4 separate regions of the Homo sapiens genome follow, and regions 2, 3 and 4 are each linked to region 1. A link is a contact called in ENCODE Hi-C or POLR2A ChIA-PET data. All regions are on one chromosome and are shown on one strand. The core of a region is the stretch at or near the end of the contact, and the rest is flanking DNA. Distances in the headings are between cores, read along the strand shown. Region 1 holds the start of CYP3A43 (cytochrome P450 family 3 subfamily A member 43). Region 2 overlaps ARPC1A (actin related protein 2/3 complex subunit 1A). Region 3 holds the start of PTCD1 (pentatricopeptide repeat domain 1). Region 4 holds the start of ZNF789 (zinc finger protein 789).

Region 1 (4,696 bases), core at 1,168-3,667:
TGCCTGTAGTCCCAGCTACTTGGGAGACTGAGATAGAAGGATCACTTGAGCCCAGGAGGCGGAGATTGCAGTGAGCCAAGATCACACCACTACATTCCAGCCTGGGTAATAAAATGAGACTCTGTCAAAAAAAGAAAAAGAAAAAAAAAGAAATTCTTACTTTTCTGCTGACTTACAAGTGCTTGGGCTCCCTTCACTGAGGCTTCTGAAAGAACAGAGTGGCTTTGGTATCCTGCTCATAGGGACAGAACTGCTGAGGCCAAGAAAAATGTTTGTCCTTTCTCCTCTGAAGGTTTGTTAACAACAAAAAAAATCACCCACAAAGGAGATTAATGGGAGAAATAGCATACATATTCATTCATATGTTTATGGAGGAGAAATACAGAGTGATTCCCCCTTCTTGAGAAACAGTAAGTCTCAAAGAAAGAGACTTTCTTTCACCCCCTTTTATCCAGGGGTAAGAACAACTAGCTGAACAAAACTGACAGCTGTCAATCAAGTGGGAAGTCCAAAACTCATGAGAGACCCACCCAGTTTTCAATCATCATGAAGGAGCCAGGGGCTCAATGGCCCCTGCTGGTACCAAGTTGCCAGGTCCCTGCAATGTTCCAGACAAAGACAGTGATGGTAAAAAGGGAAAAGTGGAGGTAGAATGCAAGTGCAGCAGCAGGAAGATATGGGACTCTCCATTTTAGGGTCTTCAAGTTTTTCAGATTTTCTGAGACATGGGTTAACTCTTCAGGTTAGTCTCCTAGTAAAACACAGCCAAAGTCCCAATTGTGTTTGAAACTTTCAAAAATGCAGATTGAAAGAAAGCCTCTTACTGTCTTTGAGAAGTCCAGACTCCTCTTATCCTCATTGCATGCTTCGGAGTTCAATTTAGGTGTATCTCTCACATCCATTTCTGTCGAGCCTTTACCTTTAAATTTTAAACTTGAAAAACTGCCAGAGTACCTGATAGTGATTGATCAGAGACAGAGCCACCGAATTACCCGATGGCAGGCCTTAGAGACCATGGCCTTAGGACCTAGGTTATGCATAGCCCTCACCTTAGGAAGGGGTCCCTTCAAGGGCAAATAAAATGCGATAGTCCTTGCAACACTGAAGCATGGAGTATCCTGTGAGGCATGAACTTGCTTGATGCAGCATGAATGCACCCCAAGAAACATGGGCATGCCCCTCCAAGTGCAAGCATACCCCACAAGTGGGTAGCCATAGAGCCAGAAGGGCAGGTTCCCTGAAAAAAATAAAGACCTCAAGACCTCATCCTAAATGTGAGATCTTGGATGTAAGAGGATTTACTGATTTTTCCACAAAACAGCCAGGCCAGGAAGATAACTGAGCTTAGAGGACTCTTGCTGGTGCCAATGCATTGATTAGTCCAGATGACAAGGGAGAGGATCTTGAGAGCCAATTTTGATCCCTTCCTCATCACCAGGAAATATGAGTAAAGATTGTGGGATCTGTGGAGGACAGAGGGAGAGCTTCATTTTCTATAAAACACAGTCTGCAGATTGAGGAGATGCAGCCTCGGAGGTGGAGAGCTATAAAGTCAAAAACCACAGAGCAGGATAGAGGAGTCAGAGGAGTGAAGAAAAGAGTCTTGATTAGACAGCCTTTAAGCCCCAAGTCACATGTCTCTTAATTGGCTGTTCCTAGGTGGTCAGTTAGTTCTTACCACATGATCTGTTGGTGAGCAGTTGGAAAATTCCCAGGTACAGATTTTTTCAGAAAATGTTATTTGACTTGGCTACAGAAAAATAGGTTTTGCAACACTTACTAAGAACACAGAGAACATGACCATCACCTAAACCTGCCATGGCCTCTTGGGTTTGTTTTTGCTTTTGAGGCACAGGGAGTCCTTCTTGTCTGTTTACCTGGAGGCATGATTTGGCAACCTAGATAACAAACAGAGATAGGCTTTCTAAAAAGAATTATTTTTATTTGGGAATAAAGCATTGCAATGGGAATATGCGTGCCAAGGTAAACTATGTGCTTATTCAGGTAGGTAAAGTAAGACAAAGTTTAAAAAAATAATGAGAAGGATTACATATTTGTTTTGGAATGATTATCCTTGGCTATAAAGATCAATAACAAGACTGACATCAGTTTGAGGTTGGACAGGCAGTTGCTGGGCAGATGTTCTTGCAGAAGTATTTTTCTTTAGGTTCCTGAGAATCTATAACCTTTGGGCTTACCAATAGCAGTGACTGATTTGTTTACTGATTGTTCACAGAATAGGAAATCAAAGGAGGCCAAAATAAGGACAGCCATAATTATTTGCCAATTGTCAATTTGAAAAGGGTACCCAAATCCCTCCATATGAGGAGTAGCATAAGTGGCTTTTCTACTGGCTGCCGCTGTAGACCCACCTCCTTCTCCAGCACATAAATATCGCTGTTAACATTAACTAAATCACCTCTGGGCAGAGAAACAAAGCTCTATATGCACAGCCCAGCAAAGAGCAGCACACAGCTGAAAGAAAAACTCAGAAGACAGAGCTGAAAAAGAAAACTGGTGATGGATCTCATTCCAAACTTTGCCATGGAAACATGGGTTCTTGTGGCTACCAGCCTGGTACTCCTCTATATGTGAGTAACTATGCAGGCATGTTTGCTCTTAACTCTAAGACCTGAAGTGCTAATTGGGCCCATCTTTTTCTTATTTGTTTTGAAGATAAAAGAGATAACGGAGGGGAAGTTACCTAAGTGCCAAATACTGTGAACACATAAAATATTATTAATATGTTAGGACTCCTAATACAACATTTGAAAATGTAAAATTTAGTCTGGGTGCGGTGGCTCACACCTGTAATCTCAGCACTTGGGAGGTGGAGGCAGGCCAATCACAAGGTCAGGAGTTCAAGACCAGCCAGACCAACATGGTGAAACCCCTTCTCTACTAAAAATACAAAAATTAGTCAGGCATGGTGGCACACACCTGTAATCCCAGCTACTTGGGAGGCTGAGGCAGGAGAATCGCTTGAACCCAGGAGGCAGAGGTTTCAGTGAGCGGAGATTGCACCACTGCATTCCAGCCTGGGTGACAGAGCAAGACTCCGTCTCAAAAAAAAAAATAAAACTTTGTCATACTGAGTAGTTTGAACTAAAGAAGACTGAAAGACTTCACAAATGTCTTCAGAATCTCTGACCCTCTTCTGTCTACCCATCCCCCATTCTTTCCCTCCTGAAGTGCAGGGTTGCTCTGAAGTTCTCTTATCTGACTAAGGGAAGATCTTCCAAAAAGAATGCAATTGTCTTGAGCCTCTCCAAATAATCTCATCAATCAGAAAACTAATTCACAGGAAAAGAGAAAAAGTTTGATAATACTTATTCTTTGGAGCACTGCTACCTGAGAGACTTTATCTCCACAATAAAATAACCTTTGTTCATCATGTGTTTTCTCCCTTCACCTTCCCATAACTTGTGTCAGAAACTCCCTATCAGAAGCCACTCCCTACTTTTTAGCTTACAATGCTATTTAAGCTTTACTCATTCAGTCCTTATTTTAGTCTCATATATTGTGGGCCTCCAGCACATATGCATGTAAAATTTTGTATGGATTTTCACTGTAACCACCCAAGAGATTCACCTTGCCCCCTGCCTCAACAGAGCCCATTCATCAAGACAGGGGAATTGTAATAGAGAATGAGTTAATACATGCTGCCAACAAAAAGAGCCAAACTCTGTACAATACTTGAAGAGATTTATTCTGGGCCAAATATGAGTGACCATGGCCCATGACACAGCCTTCAGGAGGTCTTAAGAACATGTACCCAAGGTGGTCAGGGTGCAGCTTGGTTTTATTCTTTTAGGGAGGCATGAGATATCAAATACATTTAAGAAATACATTGGTTTGGTCCACAAAGGCAGGAAATGTGATTTTTGCAGAATTCTTTGTGATAGAGCAGACTCCAGAGAAATTGCAACAACTTAAAGTCTTTCAGATCTGGCCCTAAGGAGCTATAGGAGAGAAAAAAAATCTGTCAGATCACCATTGCCTACCTCTACTCCAACTGGAGCTGTTTCAAAACCAACATGTAGAAATCTTTTTGTCTGGCTGCCCTGTGAACTCAGAAACTAGTCTGCTAAATGATTAACTTTTGGTCTCCTTTTGCTTTGGTAGAATGACCTCTTATTAAGTACCTGTTTAACTGCACCATATACAGACCTATCTTTCATGACAGCAGACCTGCAACATCACCTCCTGAAATGAGGCACAGCTGTTTAACTGGATTGACATTGCTAGGAATGTGAGACTGGTTTATACTGGTTTAATGTGATTCCTTGCGACTCAGCTACCAATTCAATTGTCCTCTCCACAAGCATCAACTCAGCTTTAGTATGTACATTTTCTAGGGAAGTTTATGACAGGGGAAAGTTGGGGCTCCAAAAATGAAACCCCAAAATATGGCACTTAAGCATGTTGAGGACTTTGAACCAAAGGAAATTGAAAGGTCTCAGAAAGTCTTCAGAACCAAGCTAACTCTTATGTTCTCCTGTCTCCCAACCCTGCTATTTCTCCCAAAATATAGGAAGGGGCTTTCTCTGAAGTTCTCATACCTAAAGGAAGATCCTCCTAAAAAAAAGCAATGGTCTTGAGCCCCCTCCCTATAATCTCATGAAAAAGAATCTTAGCAGGGCCAGGCATGGTGGCTCATACCTGTAATTCCAGCACTTTGGAAAGCCGAGGTGGG
Region 2 (4,696 bases), core at 1,201-3,700, 460 kb before region 1:
ATAATCAGGAGTTAAAAGATAATTCATTTCCTGGTGGAGCGTGGTGGCTTATGCCTGTAATCCCAGCATTTTGGGAGACTGAGGCAGGAGGATCACTTGAGCCCAGGAGTTCAAGACCAGCTTGGGCAACATAATGAGACCCGCATCCCAGCTCTATTTAAAAAATAAAGAAGAAGATAATTCATTTCCTTAAGCTGCCCTTACACTATTAGTCAGGAATGTTTGTGTTCACTTCCACTACATACCTTACGATCTCTTTTGCTTTGCTTTTTTTCAGTCAAGTCTCTATTTATGAGGTGGACAAGCAAGATTGTCGCAAATTTTGCACTACTGGCATCGATGGAGCCATGACAATTTGGGATTTCAAGGTATTTTCTACCTAACAGAACAAATTTTGTTTGTGTTAAAACTTTTTTTTTTTTTTTTAAGAGATAGGCTCCTTCTCTGTCACCCAGGTTGGAGTAAGTGGCACAATCATGGCTCACTGCAGCCACCAACTCCTTGCCTCCAGCAGCCCTCCCACCTCAGCCTCCCAAGCTGCTGGGACAGCAGGCATGCACCACCATGCTCCGTGAATATTTTTACAAAACTCTTATGAGAAGAATGTTTCTCATTTCTTGAAACAAAATGTTAAATCTAGTATACAGTTTAATGTCCTAATGTAAGACATTAAACTGGAAATCTCTCATTTTTTTTTCTTTCTTTTTGAGATGGAGTCTTGTTCTGTCACCCAGGCTGCAGTGCAGCGGTGCAATATTGGCTCACTGCAACCTCCGCCTCCCGGGTTGGAGCGATTCTCCTGCCTCAGTCTCCCAAGTAGTTGGGATTACAGGAGCACACTACAACACCCGGCTATGTTTTGTATTTTTAGTACAGACGGGGTTTCACCATGTTGGCCAAGCTGGTCTTGAACTCCTGGCCTCATGTGATCTGCCCACCTTGGCCTCCCAAAGTGGTGGGATTACAGGCGTGAGCCACCATGCCAGCCTTGGAGATCTCTCTCTTTTTTTTTTTTTTTTTTTTTGAGACAGAGTTTCGCTCTTGTTGCCCAGGCTGGAGTGCAATGGCAGAATCTCGGCTCACCACAACCTCCGCCTCTGGGGTTCAAGCGATTCTCCTGCCTCAGCCTCCCAAGTAGCTGGGATTACAGACATGTGCCACCACGCCCAGCTAATTTTGTGTTTTTAGTAGAGATGGGGTTTCTCCACGTTGGACATGCTGGTCTCGAACTCCCAACCTCAGGTGATCCACCCGCCTCAGCCTCCCCAAGTGCCAGGATTACAGGCGTGAGCCACTGCGCCCAGCCAGAGATCTCTTTAAAACCTAAAAGTCATCCGCAGAAGAACGGCACATTCTCAGTGAACTGGAATTTTTACTTCTAGATGTCCATTTATTCATTGAGGAAAAATGGAGTGCTGTTTTGGAAACAGGCCCTATTGGACACCAGCCCAGGTTTAACTATATAGATATATATTTATAGCTGACACTAATTAATTTAATAAACATTTAGTACATATCTCCTGGGTGCCATGCATGATGCTGAGCACTGAGAATATCCAATCTGAATGAGCCTGTCTGGTAGAAGAGAGAGGTGGATACGGGGGCTGGGTAGGGGATTCGGCAGAGCTCAGAAGAGAAGCCAGTGCCTCTGTTTTCACACAGAGGAATCTAGGGGGATGCGTGGACTGCAGGGAACAGGTTGCACCTGAGCGGCATCCTGAGTTGCGATGGGTTTTGGAGGGAGGGACTGTGAGTTGAGAAGACACAGGCGAGCATCCTCGGCTGCAAGTGCAGCACACCCAGGGCAGCCCTGGGCTTCAGAGAGCGCACACTGCCTCTGAGGCGCTGCCCGTGCTGTGGTCCTCCGGAAGCACAGATGGAGCTAGAAAAAAGAGCTCTAGGTAGCCAGGCGCAGTGGCTCATGCCTGTCTTCCCAGCACTTTGGGAGGCCGAGGTGGGAGAATCGCTTGAGGCCAGGAGTTTTGAGACCAGTTTGGGCAACATAGCGTGACCCCATCTCTATAAAAAAGCCAGGTGCAGCCAGGCGCACTGACCCACTCCTGTAATCCCAGCACTTTGGGAAGCTGAGGCTCGTTTCTCCTCACTGCTTTCCTGTCTTGAGCACAGGAGTTCGAGACCAGCCTGGGCAACACAGTGAGATCCTGTCTCTATTTAAAAATATACATATATATATTTTTAAAAACCAGGTGCAGTGACGCATGCCTTTAGTTGCAGCTACTTGAGAAGCTGAGGCAGGAGGATCACTTGAGCCCAGGAGTTGGAGGCTGCAGTGAGCTGTGGTCACACCACTGCACTCCAGCCTGGGGCAACAGAGCAAGACCCTATCTTTAAAAAAAAAAAAAAAGAGGAGTGAGGAGTGTGCCCAGAGCCTGTGTGTGTGGCAGTGGGGAAAAGGCACACCTGGCCTGGAGGAGCCAGCAGGGGGAGCCCCGGCCTGGAGTGTCTCTGCGGGGTGAGTCCTGGGAGATCCTGTTTCAGGTGGGGCAGGGCCAGGTTCAGGGTGGGGACAGGCAGAACCTTCCCTGAGGAAGAGGGAGTGGTGTCATACCTACCTCGGGGTAGACACTCCTCAGTGACATCAGTGCTCTTCCCACCTTTTCCAAGACCCTCGAGTCTTCCATCCAGGGCCTCCGGATAATGTGAAGCTGAGTGAGCCTCCGCCATCCAGCATGACAAACTGTGGCCGACCGCAGCTGTGCCGTGGCACGATGGCGAGGAAGCCAGCCCCAAGGAAACACTGAAAACACATATCACGCCAATGCCGTGTGGTTTTGTTTGAATATAAAATTGGTGAAAGTGTTGGTTTTTTTAAGGCAGTAATTTTTTTGTTTGTTTTTTTGCGATTTCATTCCATTCTTGACCAAAGCTTCTCTTTAAGTAGTTTATTATGGAAAATTGTCACACTAACTTAAAAGACAGGGTGAGGGAGATATGTAAATTGTCCACTAGAAAATTAAATAAAAGAACTGAATGTGGTTTTGGTTTTGTTTCCTTGTAGTATTTCAATTTTTAGTAGAAAAATATGAGCGAATTCTTCATTCGATTCAGTTTTTTTTAGGCAAAATCTTAGATCCTTGGTTTCTTAAATTGTACCATTCTATACAACCTTGAACCAAAAAGCACCATTTAGTGAGGGGTGAGAGAGAACCGTTTCTGAACATTGCAATACTTCTGCAAAGTAGGTTGTGTCGGTCTGTTTTGTGTTGCAATAAAGGAATACCTGAGGCTGGGTAATTTGTTTAAGAAAAAAGATTTATTTGGCACACGGTTCTGCCGGTTGGACAAGAAGCATGGTGCCTGCGTCTGCTTTTGGGGAAGCCTCAGGAAGGTTTTACTCATGGCAGAAGGCGAAGGGGAAGCAGGCGTGTCCCATGGCGGGAGAGGATGCAAGAGAGAGTGGGGAGGACCAGGCTCCTTGAAACAACCAGGTCATAGAGTGAGAACACACTCATTCCTGCCAGGGGGCACCAAGCCATTCATGAGGGATCCGCCCCATGACCCAAACACCGCCCACCAGGCCCCACCCCAACACTGAGGATCGCATTTCAGCGTGAGATTTGGAAGGGACACACAGCCAAGCCCTGTCAGAGGTACACCGTTCCCGTCTTGCATGTGAGCAACAGAGAAGCCCACCTCCACTGAGCAGCCAAGCCCGAATGGGAGCCTGCCCTGGGAGGCCCTGGGGCCCGGTGCCCACAGCATGGCAGCCCACTGTTAGCAGTGCACCTGCCAAGGGTACGCTGTGGGGGGTGTGCAAGGGGGCGGGAAAGGGGAAAGTCAGCATCTTGGCTTAGAGTTGATTGTGCCTACACTGAGCTACTTTCATCATGATGAGACGTAAAGTTTGACATTCCATGGCAGAGAATCTTAAGAGGTACAAGTATAAATGAAAAGCAAAATAAGTAAAGAGTAGCCGGAGCCTGGCCACATCCTTGATCTCACGGCTCCCTTCTAGAATGCTGGTAACAGTGCTTCCCAAGGCACATCATGATGTGCTCGAGAGAAGGTAATTTGGCCCTCTTGTGACTCATGGGAAGAGCCCTCACTCCAAGAGGGAATCCTACCTAGCACCAGGGGTGCTGGCCTCATGGCCCTGCCTGGTCCCTATAGTGTCGTCTCTGGGCCCCCAGTGGCAGGAGCTCCTTTGTGTACACGTTTGTATGCATAGTGCATTGGCAAGGCTCCGTGAGGGTAGACAAAAACTGGCCATAAAGCAGGAATTAGCTGAAGATTTCTCTTTTAGCCGGACGCGGTGGCTCACGCCTGTAATCCCAACACTTTGGGAGGCCGAGGCGGGCAGATCACCTGAGGTCCAGAGTTTGAGACCAGCCTGACCAACATGGGGAAACCCCATCCCTATTAAAAATACAAAATTAGCCAGGCATGGTGGTGCGTGCCTGTAATCCCAGCTACTTGGGAGGCTGAGGCAGCAGAATCACTTGAACCCAGGAGGCAGAGGTTGTGGTGAGCCGAGATCATGTCATTGCACTCCAGCCTGGGCAACAAGAGTGGAATTCCGTCTCAAAAAAAACAAACAAAAAATTAGCCAGGTGTAGTGGTGGGTGCCTGTAATCCCAGCTACTCAGGAGGCTAAGGCAGGAGAATTGCTTGAACCCAGGTTGCAGTGAGCTGAAATCATGCCACTGCACTCCAGCCTGGGGGATAGAGCAAGACA
Region 3 (4,696 bases), core at 1,043-3,542, 390 kb before region 1:
TTGGGAGGCTGAGGCAGGAGAATCACTTGAACGTGGGAGGCAGAGGTTGCAGTGAGCCAAGATCGCGCCATTGCACTCCAGCCTGAGCGACAGAGCAAGACTCCATCTCAAAACAACAACAACAACAACAAACAAAAAACTAGGCCCAGCAAGGGGAGAGACTTGCTGGGGTCCTGCAGCAGTGCAGTGGGTGAGACTGGCCAGCTTGGGCTGGGCTGGCTTTGAACTCAGGTCCATGTAACGCATTGATGATTGTCCTGACCAGCACCTTTTGTGAAACTAGTGCAGGGGGCCTTTATCATTCTGCATCTGGCAAGCCCTGCCACTCCTTCTTACAAGCATGGTGTTTATGTAATTTTCTTTTTTGTGGAATGGGGTCTTCATGTTGCCCAGGCTGGAGTGCGATGGCACAGTGGAGTGCAAATGCACAATCACTGCAACCTCCAACTCCTGGGCTCAAGTGATCCTCCTACCTCAGCCTCTCAATTAACTAGCACTACTGGTGCACACCACCATACCTGTCTAATTTTTTGTATTTTTTTGTAGAGATGGAGTCTCCCTATGTTGCCAGGCTGGTCTAGAACTCCTGGCCTCAAGCAATCCTCCAGCCTTGGCCTCCCAAAGTGTTGGGATTGCAGGCGTAAGCCTCCATGCCCTGCCTTACGTGCATTAATTACAATACACAGAATTACAAAACAAAAAGCAATGATATTGAAATGGCATCAAAATGCTTTAAAAACAAATTTCTGCTATACTAGTATAGATGCTTATTTTCAATGCATGAAATAACAAGACCCTATCATAATTTCTTTTCTTTTCTTTTTTTTTTTTTGAGACAGTCTCTCACTCTGTCCTCAGGCGTGACCTCGGCTCACTGCAATTTCCGCCTCCCGGATTCAAGCGATTCTCCTGCCTCAGCCTCCCCTGGAGCTGGGACTACAGACGCATGCCACCAAGCCCAGCTAATTTTTGTATTTTTAGTAGAGACAGGGTTTCACCATGTTGGCCAGGATGGTCTGGATCTTTTGACCTTGTGATCCGCCCGCCTCGGCCTCCCGAAGTGCTGGGATTACAGCCGTGAGCCACCGCGCCCGGCCGACTCTATCATAATTTCAAAGCAGTAATAAATGTAAGTGACAGCTTAAGATACCACCTTGTAGTTGCTGCACAAACTGGGTTTTTTTGCGTCTCACTCTGTCACCAGGCTGGAGTGGGGTGGTACAATCTCGGCTCAATGCAACCTCTGCCTCCCGGGTTTAAGCCATGCTCATGCCTCAGCCTCCCAAGTAGCTGGGATTACAGGAACGCGCCACTACTCCAGGCCAATTTTTATATTTTCAGTAGGGACGGGGTTTTGCCATCCTGTCCAGGCTGGTCTCGAACTCCTGACCTCACGTGATCCTCTCGCCTCAGACTCCCAAAGTGCTGAGGTTACAGGTGTGAGCCACCATGCCTGGCCCTGCACAAACTGTTATCTGGAACTATCATTTACACTCACCCTCACAGTTTCAGGCACTGCTAAGGCTGCTCCAGCAATCAGGAAAGGAAATGCTATACTTCACATAGAGAAAAATAGGGGTGCATTTTGTTCCTACACAAGCTCATTACCCCACCCTGGTTAAAAAAAACCCTGAATTAGGCTGTATAGTGGCTCATGCCTGCAATTCCAGCACTTTGGGAGGCCCAGGCAGGAGGATCGCTTTGGGCTTGGGGCCAGGAGTTCGAGACCAGCCTGGGCAACATAGCAAGACCCGCCACCCGCCCCCCCAACCCCGCCGTCTCTACAAAAATTAAAAATAAAATTTTAAAAATTAGCCAAGTGTGGTGGTGCAGCGTCTGTAGTTCCAGCTACTCGGGAGGCTGAGGTGGGAGGATCGCTTGAGTCTGAGAAGTTGACTGCAGTGAGCTATGATCGTACCCCTGTACTCCAGCCTGGGCCACAGAGCGAGAAAAAACCCTGAATTAGAGACACGCTGCGGCCGTCCTTCCTCGGAGAGACCCGCCCCTCCTCAGAGGCCCACCCGGACCCTCAGGCCAACGCCGACCCCTCTCCACACGGACTTCTGCAGCCTCAGTTTCCCTCCTCAGACGCCCCCGGCTCCAATCCCGGCTCGGGCACTTCCTTCCCCTCTGGCGTGTCTTGGCCCGGGTCCCGGGGCTCCTGCGAGGATCACACAGGAACTCACTTGAAGTGTCCGGCGCAGTGCACTCCGACGGGGAGCCCTGCCCGGTCCCCGCGGCGAACCAGTCTCTTCCTCGGGTCCCCCTCTCCCCAAGCGCGCAGGCGCAATCCGCGTCGCCGACTCACGCGGCTGGTTTCAGGTTTCTGGCGAGGCCGGTGTTCGGCTGGCGGCTAGCTGGGACTAGCGGAACGGCGGAGTCTCGATTGGCAGTGCCTGGACAGGCGCAAGGGCCGGCGCGGGCTCCGGGCGCTCCCGGCATCCCTCGGGCGGCGGCGGCGGCGGCGGCGAGGCGAAGCGAAGGAGGAGTGTGTGCGGCGGGGCCGGCGGCGGGTAAAGGCGAGAAGGCTGCAGGAGACCGAGGGGGAGCCGGGCCGGTGGGGCCGCCGCCGCCGCCATGCAGGAAATCATCGCCAGCGTGGACCACATCAAGTTTGACTTGGAGATCGCGGTGGAGCAGCAGCTGGGGGCGCAGCCGCTGCCCTTCCCCGGCATGGACAGTGAGCGCGGGGCCCGGGCGGGAGGGCAAGAGCGACTCGAACCCGGGACCCGCTCCTCTGTGATCCCGGGACTCCCTCGCCTCGGTCCTGAGACCTCCCCCGGCTTCCTCTGGATCCTGGGACCCCTCCCCTTTGGTCGCAGGACTCCTCCCTCTAGGTCTTGAGAGTCCCTCCCACCTCCTCCGGGTCCTGGGATCCTCCCCTTTAGTTACCGAACTCCCTCATCTGTGGTCCCGAGACTCTTCCCACTCCATCCTGAGACCTCCTCTTCTGGATCCCGGGACGCTCCCCTTGGTTTCAGGACTCCTGACTCCCAGGCCCCCATTTCCACCGTCTGGGGACTCCTTTTACCCTCACTCGGACTCAGGAGTTCACTGCCTCGGATCTTTGGCCCTCTGCGGCTGTTCAAAGGTAATCTGTAGGAGGGTAGACCTTGTCTGTTCGCTTAATTCTTGAATAAGGGTGGGTTATCCTGGATTGGAACTCTCCCTCAACACTCTCCCAACTGCAGGAGAGTACTAGGATATCACACCCGCTACGTTGAGCGTCTCTTCTTGATTTCATCAAAACTAGGCGGTTGGAGGAGATGTGCTGAGGGAAGGACCACCTTTCTGTAGGAGACCCCAGCTAGACTCTCAAACTCCCTTCTAGGACTCACTCTCCTGGGAGCTCATCCCTAGTTTTTGGCCCGTCCCTACTTTTTTCTGGACCCCAACTCTGAGTTATTCATCACACCCAGCAGCTGGTGTGGACCCTTGGCCTGAACTCCCTTCACTGCTCCCCTTCATATGGTGGCTCCTGGCTTCCCACCTCCTACTCGGTGGGATATCTTGTACTTTAAAAGAAACCAGTAGTTTTCTTTGTGTCTTCTTTCCTATCTGGACATACTTGAAATCTAATGCTATAACCTTAAAGTTTGGGGGCTTGTGGAAGTCACTGAGTTCAATCCACAGATGGGGAAACTGAGACCCAAGCGGGGGAAGGGACTTGCTGACAATCACTCAGTGCATAGCAGAGGCGGGCAAGCTCTCCAGTGTTGTGTGCTGTCGCCCACAACTACCAGCGGGGTCTCCCACCGCTCCCAGCAGCCTCACTCCCCTCAGGCGGTCACACCTTCTCATGCACATGTGACCTCTGAGTCTGTCCCTTTATGTGTTTTTGTTGTTGTTGTTTGTTTGCTTTTGAGACAGGGGCCCCTCTGTCGCCCAGGCTGGGTGCAGTGACGCAATCATGGCTCAATGCAGCCTCGACTTCCCAGGCTCCAGCAATCCTCCCACCTCAGTCTCCCAAGTAGCTGGGACCACAGGCATGCACCAACACGCCTGGCAAATTTTTTTGTGTGTATTTCTTGGTAGAGACACTATTTCATCATGTTTCCCAGGGTTGGTCTTGAACTCCTGGGCTCAAGTGATCCTTTTACCTCGGCCTTCGGAAGTACTGGGATTATAGGCATGAGCCACTGCACCTGGCATATATATATATATATATATTTTTTTTTTTTTTTTTTTCCTGCCTGTCCCACAACTTTACATGGTGATAGTTCTGTACAAGATAGTTTCATTGGAAATTAATTAAGTCTTCAAGAAGACAAGATAGTGCTTATAAGGAGACATCATCAGACCACCCTATTTGACACAGGCACAAACACCATCACCACTGTACACTCCCTAAAAAGCAGCTGCTCAAATTCACACACACACACCCCCTCTTACCTACCCCTCGACTCTTGTGATCATCCCTGCACATGTGGCCTTTTCCTGTCTTTTTTTTTTTTTTTTTTTTGAGACAGAGTTTTGCTTTTGTCACCCAGGCTGGAGTGCAATGGTGCGATCTCGGCTCACTGCAACCTCCACCTCCCAGGTTCAAGCAGTTCTGCTGCCTTGGCCTCCTGAGTAGCTGGGATTATAGGCGCCCACCACCACGCCCAACTAATTTTTGTATTTTTAGTAGAGATGAGGTTTCACCATGTTGGCCAGGCTGGTCTTGAACTCCTGACCTTAAATGATCCACCTGCCT
Region 4 (4,696 bases), core at 1,032-3,531, 360 kb before region 1:
CTGAGTTCCTTGTCCTCTCCCTAGGGGTGGCCAGGCCTGACCTCACTGCCTTCCCTATGTTCAAATGTCTTGAACCTGGAGTACTGAGTGTTCCTGTTTTCTGTTAAAGCCAACAGGAGCCAGGTGCGATGGCTCATGCCTGTAATCCCAGAACTTTGGGAGGTCGAGATGGGAGGATCGTTTGAGCCCAGGAGTTTGAGACCAGCCTGGGCAACATAGCAAGACCCCATCTCTTTTATTTTTTATTTTATTTTATTTATTTATTTATGAGACAGAGTCTCACTCTGTCACCCAGGCTGGAGTACAATGGCACAATCTCGGCTCCCTGCCACCTCCGCCTCCTGGGTTCAAGCGATTCTCCTGCCTCAGCCTCCCGAGTAGCTGGGATTACATACTCCTGCCACCGAGCCCGGCTAATTTTTGTATTTTTAGTAGTGACGGGGTTTCACCATGTTGGCCAGGCTGGTCTCGAACTCCTGATCTCAGGTAATCTGCCTGCCTTGACCTCCCAAAGTGCTGGAATTGCAGGCGTGAGCCACTGCACTCAGCCAACACACATATGTTTATTGCAACACTATTTACAATAGCAAAGACATGGAACCAACCCAAATGCCCATCAGTGGTAGACTGGATAAAGAAAATGTGGTACAAATACACCATGGAATACTAAGCAGCCACAAAAAGGAATGAGATCCTGTCCTTTGCAGGGACATGGATGAAGCTGGTGGCCATCAGCCTCAGCAAACTAACACAGGAACAGAAAACCAAACACAGCATGTTCTCATTCATAAGTGGGAATTGAATATTGAGAACGCATGGACACAGAGAGGGGAACAACACACACCTGGGCCTTTTGGGGAGTCGGGGGTAAGGGGAGGGAACTTAGAGGATGGGTCAATAGGTGCAGCAAACCACCATGGCACATGTAACAAACCTGCACGTTCTGCACGTGTATCCTGTTTGTTTTGTTTTGTTTAGAAGAAATAAAAAACAAACAAAACTTGGGAGGCCAAGGCAGGCGGATCACTTGAGGTCAGGAGTTCGAGACCAGCCTGGCCAAAATGGTGAAACCCCGTCTCTACTAAAAACACACACACAAAAAAAATTAGCCGGGAGTGGTAGCGGGCGCCTGTAGTCCCAGCTACTCAGGAGGCTGACGCAGGAGAATGGCGTGAACCCGGGAGGCGGAGCTTGCAGTGAGCCGAGATCGCGCCACTGCACTCCAGCCTGGGCGAGAGCGAGACTGTCTCAAAAAAAAAAGAAAAAAAATTAACCCCTTACTCACATTAAAACTGTATTTTGGGGGTAATTTACATAAGCCACACAATTATCCTTTTAATTAAGATCTAATATTCTTTTTTTTTTTTTTGAGACAGAGTCTCGCTCTGTCGCCAGTCTGGAGTGCAGTGGTGGGATCTCGGCTCACTGCAAGCTCCGCCTCCCGAGTTCAAGTGATTCTCCTGCCTCAGCCTCCCGAGTAGCTGGCACTACAGGCACGCCGCCACCATGCCCAGCTAATTTTTTTTTTTTTTTTTTTTTTTTTGAGACGGAGTCTCGCTCTGTCACCCAGGCTGGAGTGCGGTGGCGCAATCTCGGCTCACCGCAACCTCCGCCTCCCGGGTTCAAGCGCTTCTCCTGCCTCAGCCTCCCGAGTAGCCGGGGTTACAGGCAGGCACCACCATGCCCGGCTAATTTTATTTGTATTTTTAGTAGAGACGGGTTTCTCCATTGTTGGTCAGGCTGGTATCGAACTCCCGACCTCAGGTGATCCACCCGCCTCGGCCTCCCAGAGTGCTGGGATTACAGGCGTGAGCCACCGCGCCCGGCAATTTTTTTGTATTTTTAGTAGAGAAGGGGTTTCACCATGTTGGCCAGGATGATCTAAATCTCTTGACCTGATCCGCCGGCCTCTGCCTCCCAAAGTGCTGGGATTACAGGCGTAAGCCACCGCGCCTGGCCCATTTTTCTTCTTTTATCTGATAACCTTACTCCCCTCCACAAACACACAGCCAAAGAAACGAATTGTGTCGCTCTTGAATCATAGAATAATTCTAAATTATGTTACGATTAAACAGGAGGGGCGGGGCCCTGTCCATCACGTGACTCTCTCGGTGCTGTCTCCGGCCGTTGATTGGCCTGGGCGGGGAGGGCGGCCGTTGATTGGTTCGGGCCCACTCGCGCGGGCGCCACTCTCTTTGTCTGACAAGAGAGTCGTGAAGCCTCCGCGGTCCTAGAGGGGCCGCTGGCTGGGACGCTTCGCTCGGCGCGCGCAGGTGGAGCCAGCGAGAGGCTCTGAGGCTGCCAGAGTGGTTGTGTCTGTTCCTCCGGTAAGGGGTGATTCGCCGAGGGGCGCGGACCAGACAGACCTCGGGTCAGGCCCGGGAACCCCGAGAGGAGAGCCCAGCCCCTGGTGGAGGCGGCTTGGCGGAGATTCGGAGCCGTCAGCAGGTTTGGGGAGAAGGAAACGAGTGTTGTGGGGGGCGTGGGTGCGGGGGGTAGGCCACTGCGCACACCCCCGGCTCGCAGGGGACGCTCCGGGTTTGTGCGGCGGCTCTCGGGGCCTGTGGCACCAGCTTTTGAGTATTTTTGGCGGTGTCAAGTCTTCGGCAGCGAGAGGAGCAAAGTCCGAAGAATGAATGGATGGTGAACGCCTGGACTTGGTTTTGTTAGAGTGGGAGATGAGCCGTGGTTGTTAGTGGAAGGTGTTCACGTGATTGTGAAGCGGCATTTTGGATTTTGTCAAAAGTTAACAGTCCCCTCCAGTTAAAGTTTTAAGAGTTTATTGTGCATGCAGAGGAACAGCTGGCAAATTGTTCCAATGGCAGCTTGGAAAGCTAAATGAGGAAGTGCAGTGATCTTGATTGTAATTGGCCATTATCAACTTGCATTCCTTCTAGGGTAAGTCGAGCTGGATCAGCCTCGCATCTGTAGCTGATTGGTTCAGTTTATCATGCGGACGAGAAAAAAGCTTCTTTCCTGGTCAGCGCACACTTTTCAGGGAAATAAGGAATTGTTGTTGCTGTTGTGTTTGAGACGAAGTGTTACTCTGTTGCCCAGTTTGGAGTACAATGGGCCAATCTCGACTCACTGCAACCTCCAACTCCCGGGTTCAAGCGATTCTCCTGCCTCAGCCTCTCGAGTAGCGGGGACTACAGGCACGCGCCACCATGCCCGGCTAATTTTTGTATTTTTAGTGGAGACTGGGTTTCACTATGTTGGCCAGGCTGGTCTTGAACTCCTGACCTCATGATCCGCCCGCCTCGGCCTCCCAAAGTGCTGGGATTTACAGGTGTGAGCCACCACGCCCGGCCTGTTGTTTTTAAGAGAGACAGGGTCTTGCTCTGTCACCCAGGGTGGAGTGTAGTGGTGCCATCATAGCTCATTGCAGTCTCCAACTCCTGAACTCAAGGGAGAAATCAATGTATTTTAAATGCCTTACATGGCTGTGGGTGGTTGGCCTAGGGCCGTACCCAAAACATGGACTCCATTTAATTTTTCATTAGCAAGTCTGACATTCAGATGCACAGCCTTCACAAACACATTCAGTAAATATAGTGCAGGGGTGTCCAATCTCTTGGCTTCCCTGGGCCACATTGGAAGAAGAATTGTCTTGGACTACACATAAAATACACAAACACTAAAAATAGCTCATGAGCTAAAAAAAAATCGCAAAACAATTTCATAAGGTTTTAAGAAAGTTTACGAGCCGGGCGCGGTGGCTCACGCCTGTAATCCCAGCACTTTGGGAGGCCAAGGCGGGAGGATCACGAGGTCAGGAGATCAAGACCATCCTGGCTAACACGGTGAAACCCCGTCTCTACTAAAAATACAAAAAATTAGCGGGGCGTGGTGGCGGGCGCCTGTAGTCCCAGCTACTCGGGAAGCTGAGGCAGGAGAATGGCGTGAACCCGGGAGGCGGAGCTTGCAGTGAGCCGAGATCGCGCCACTGCACTCCAGCCTGGGCGACAGAGCGAGACTCCACCTCAAAAAAAAAAAAAAGAAAGTTTACGAATTTGTGTTGGGTTGGATTCAAAGTCGTCCTGGGCCATATGCGGTCCACAGGCTGAGGTTTGGACAAGTTTGGTGTAGAGAATGAAAGGGATGAGGCCTTTGCTCCAGCCTTGGAGCCATTGATCAGGATAGTTTTTAGAGTGTACCTCTTTGCTTAAAAGGCAGAGGGTCCACCCTGGGCAACATAGCAAGGCCCCACCTACAAAAGAACTACAAACAACTGGGCGTGGTGGTGCACTCTTGCAGTCCCATCTGCTTAGGAGACTGAGGCAGGAGCATTGCTTAAGCCCAGGAGTTGGAAGCTACAGTGAGCCATGATTACACCACTGCACTCCAGCCTGGGTGATAGAGGGAGACTCCTCAAAAAAAAAAAGAAAGGCAAAGGGTCTTCTAAACTGTTTTCAGGGAAGGTGAACTGTGTTTGAGGGGCATCCATTAAAATGAAAGTGAATTTCATTAAAATTCATCCTGAGTTAGAAAGCAAGTCTGTAGGCTGGGCGCAGTGGCTCACGCCTGTAATCCCAGCACTTTGGGAGGCTGAGGTGGGTGGATCACCTGAGATCAGGAGTTCAAGACCAGCCTGACCAACATGGTGAAACCCCATCTCAACTAAAAATACAAAAAAGTAGCTGGGCATGGCGGCGGGTGCCTGTAATCCCAGCTACTTCCGGAGGCTGAGGCAGGA

What was found. A loop is a pair of places that touch in the nucleus more often than their neighbours do. ChIA-PET counts read pairs that join two places held with the same protein, here RNA polymerase II (POLR2A). Pooled maps may share reads with other maps.
Region 2: a map of CD4-positive, alpha-beta T cell shows a loop between it and region 1 (4-fold over the local background). The contact joins the enhancer-like site here to the promoter of CYP3A43 in region 1. A Hi-C loop is called at or near these places in 3 of 168 maps with a recorded cell type or tissue (CD4-positive, alpha-beta T cell and naive thymus-derived CD4-positive, alpha-beta T cell), 2 of 37 single-sample maps with no recorded cell type and 9 of 50 pooled maps. POLR2A ChIA-PET finds 5 or more read pairs at or near these places in 3 of 52 experiments (CD4-positive, alpha-beta T cell, PC-9 and RWPE1).
Region 3: a loop to region 1 is called in a map with no recorded cell type, with 3 times the contacts of the local background. The contact joins the promoter of PTCD1 here to the promoter of CYP3A43 in region 1. A Hi-C loop is called at or near these places in 1 of 168 maps with a recorded cell type or tissue (naive thymus-derived CD4-positive, alpha-beta T cell), 4 of 37 single-sample maps with no recorded cell type and 9 of 50 pooled maps. POLR2A ChIA-PET finds 5 or more read pairs at or near these places in 1 of 52 experiments (activated naive CD8-positive, alpha-beta T cell).
Region 4: a loop to region 1 is called in a map with no recorded cell type, with 3 times the contacts of the local background. The contact joins the promoter of ZNF789 here to the promoter of CYP3A43 in region 1. A Hi-C loop is called at or near these places in 1 of 168 maps with a recorded cell type or tissue (sciatic nerve), 4 of 37 single-sample maps with no recorded cell type and 9 of 50 pooled maps. POLR2A ChIA-PET finds 5 or more read pairs at or near these places in 2 of 52 experiments (MCF 10A and activated T-cell).

What each region holds. Positions count from the first base shown.
Region 1 is chr7:99,825,596-99,830,291 of GRCh38, forward strand. It overlaps CYP3A43 (cytochrome P450 family 3 subfamily A member 43), which reads left to right and starts at 2,418. Exons shown (of 13, transcript NM_057095.3): 1 at 2,418-2,591. The coding sequence starts at 2,521.
Region 2 is chr7:99,363,266-99,367,961 of GRCh38, forward strand. ARPC1A (actin related protein 2/3 complex subunit 1A) reads left to right here. Exons shown (of 10, transcript NM_006409.4): 9 at 278-368; 10 at 2,626-2,997. The coding sequence ends at 2,664. Among named protein-coding and RNA genes, the nearest start is that of ARPC1B, 9.1 kb to the right of the region's middle. RefSeq lists a silencer at 1,636-1,841. Within about 2 kb of position 2,451, at least 2 of the 41 ENCODE cell types and tissues checked have a DNase peak (open chromatin) inside an H3K27ac peak, as active enhancers do.
Region 3 is chr7:99,436,506-99,441,201 of GRCh38, forward strand. PTCD1 (pentatricopeptide repeat domain 1) reads right to left here and starts at 2,293. Exons shown (of 8, transcript NM_015545.4): 1 at 2,187-2,293. All of the region lies in intron 2 of ATP5MF-PTCD1 (ATP5MF-PTCD1 readthrough), which reads right to left. It overlaps CPSF4 (cleavage and polyadenylation specific factor 4), which reads left to right and starts at 2,438. Exons shown (of 8, transcript NM_006693.4): 1 at 2,438-2,680. The coding sequence starts at 2,578. RefSeq lists enhancers at 61-586, 1,883-2,172 and a silencer at 2,433-2,732.
Region 4 is chr7:99,470,609-99,475,304 of GRCh38, forward strand. ZNF789 (zinc finger protein 789) reads left to right here and starts at 2,282. Exons shown (of 5, transcript NM_213603.3): 1 at 2,282-2,448. RefSeq lists enhancers at 1,522-1,681, 1,902-1,991, 2,282-2,571.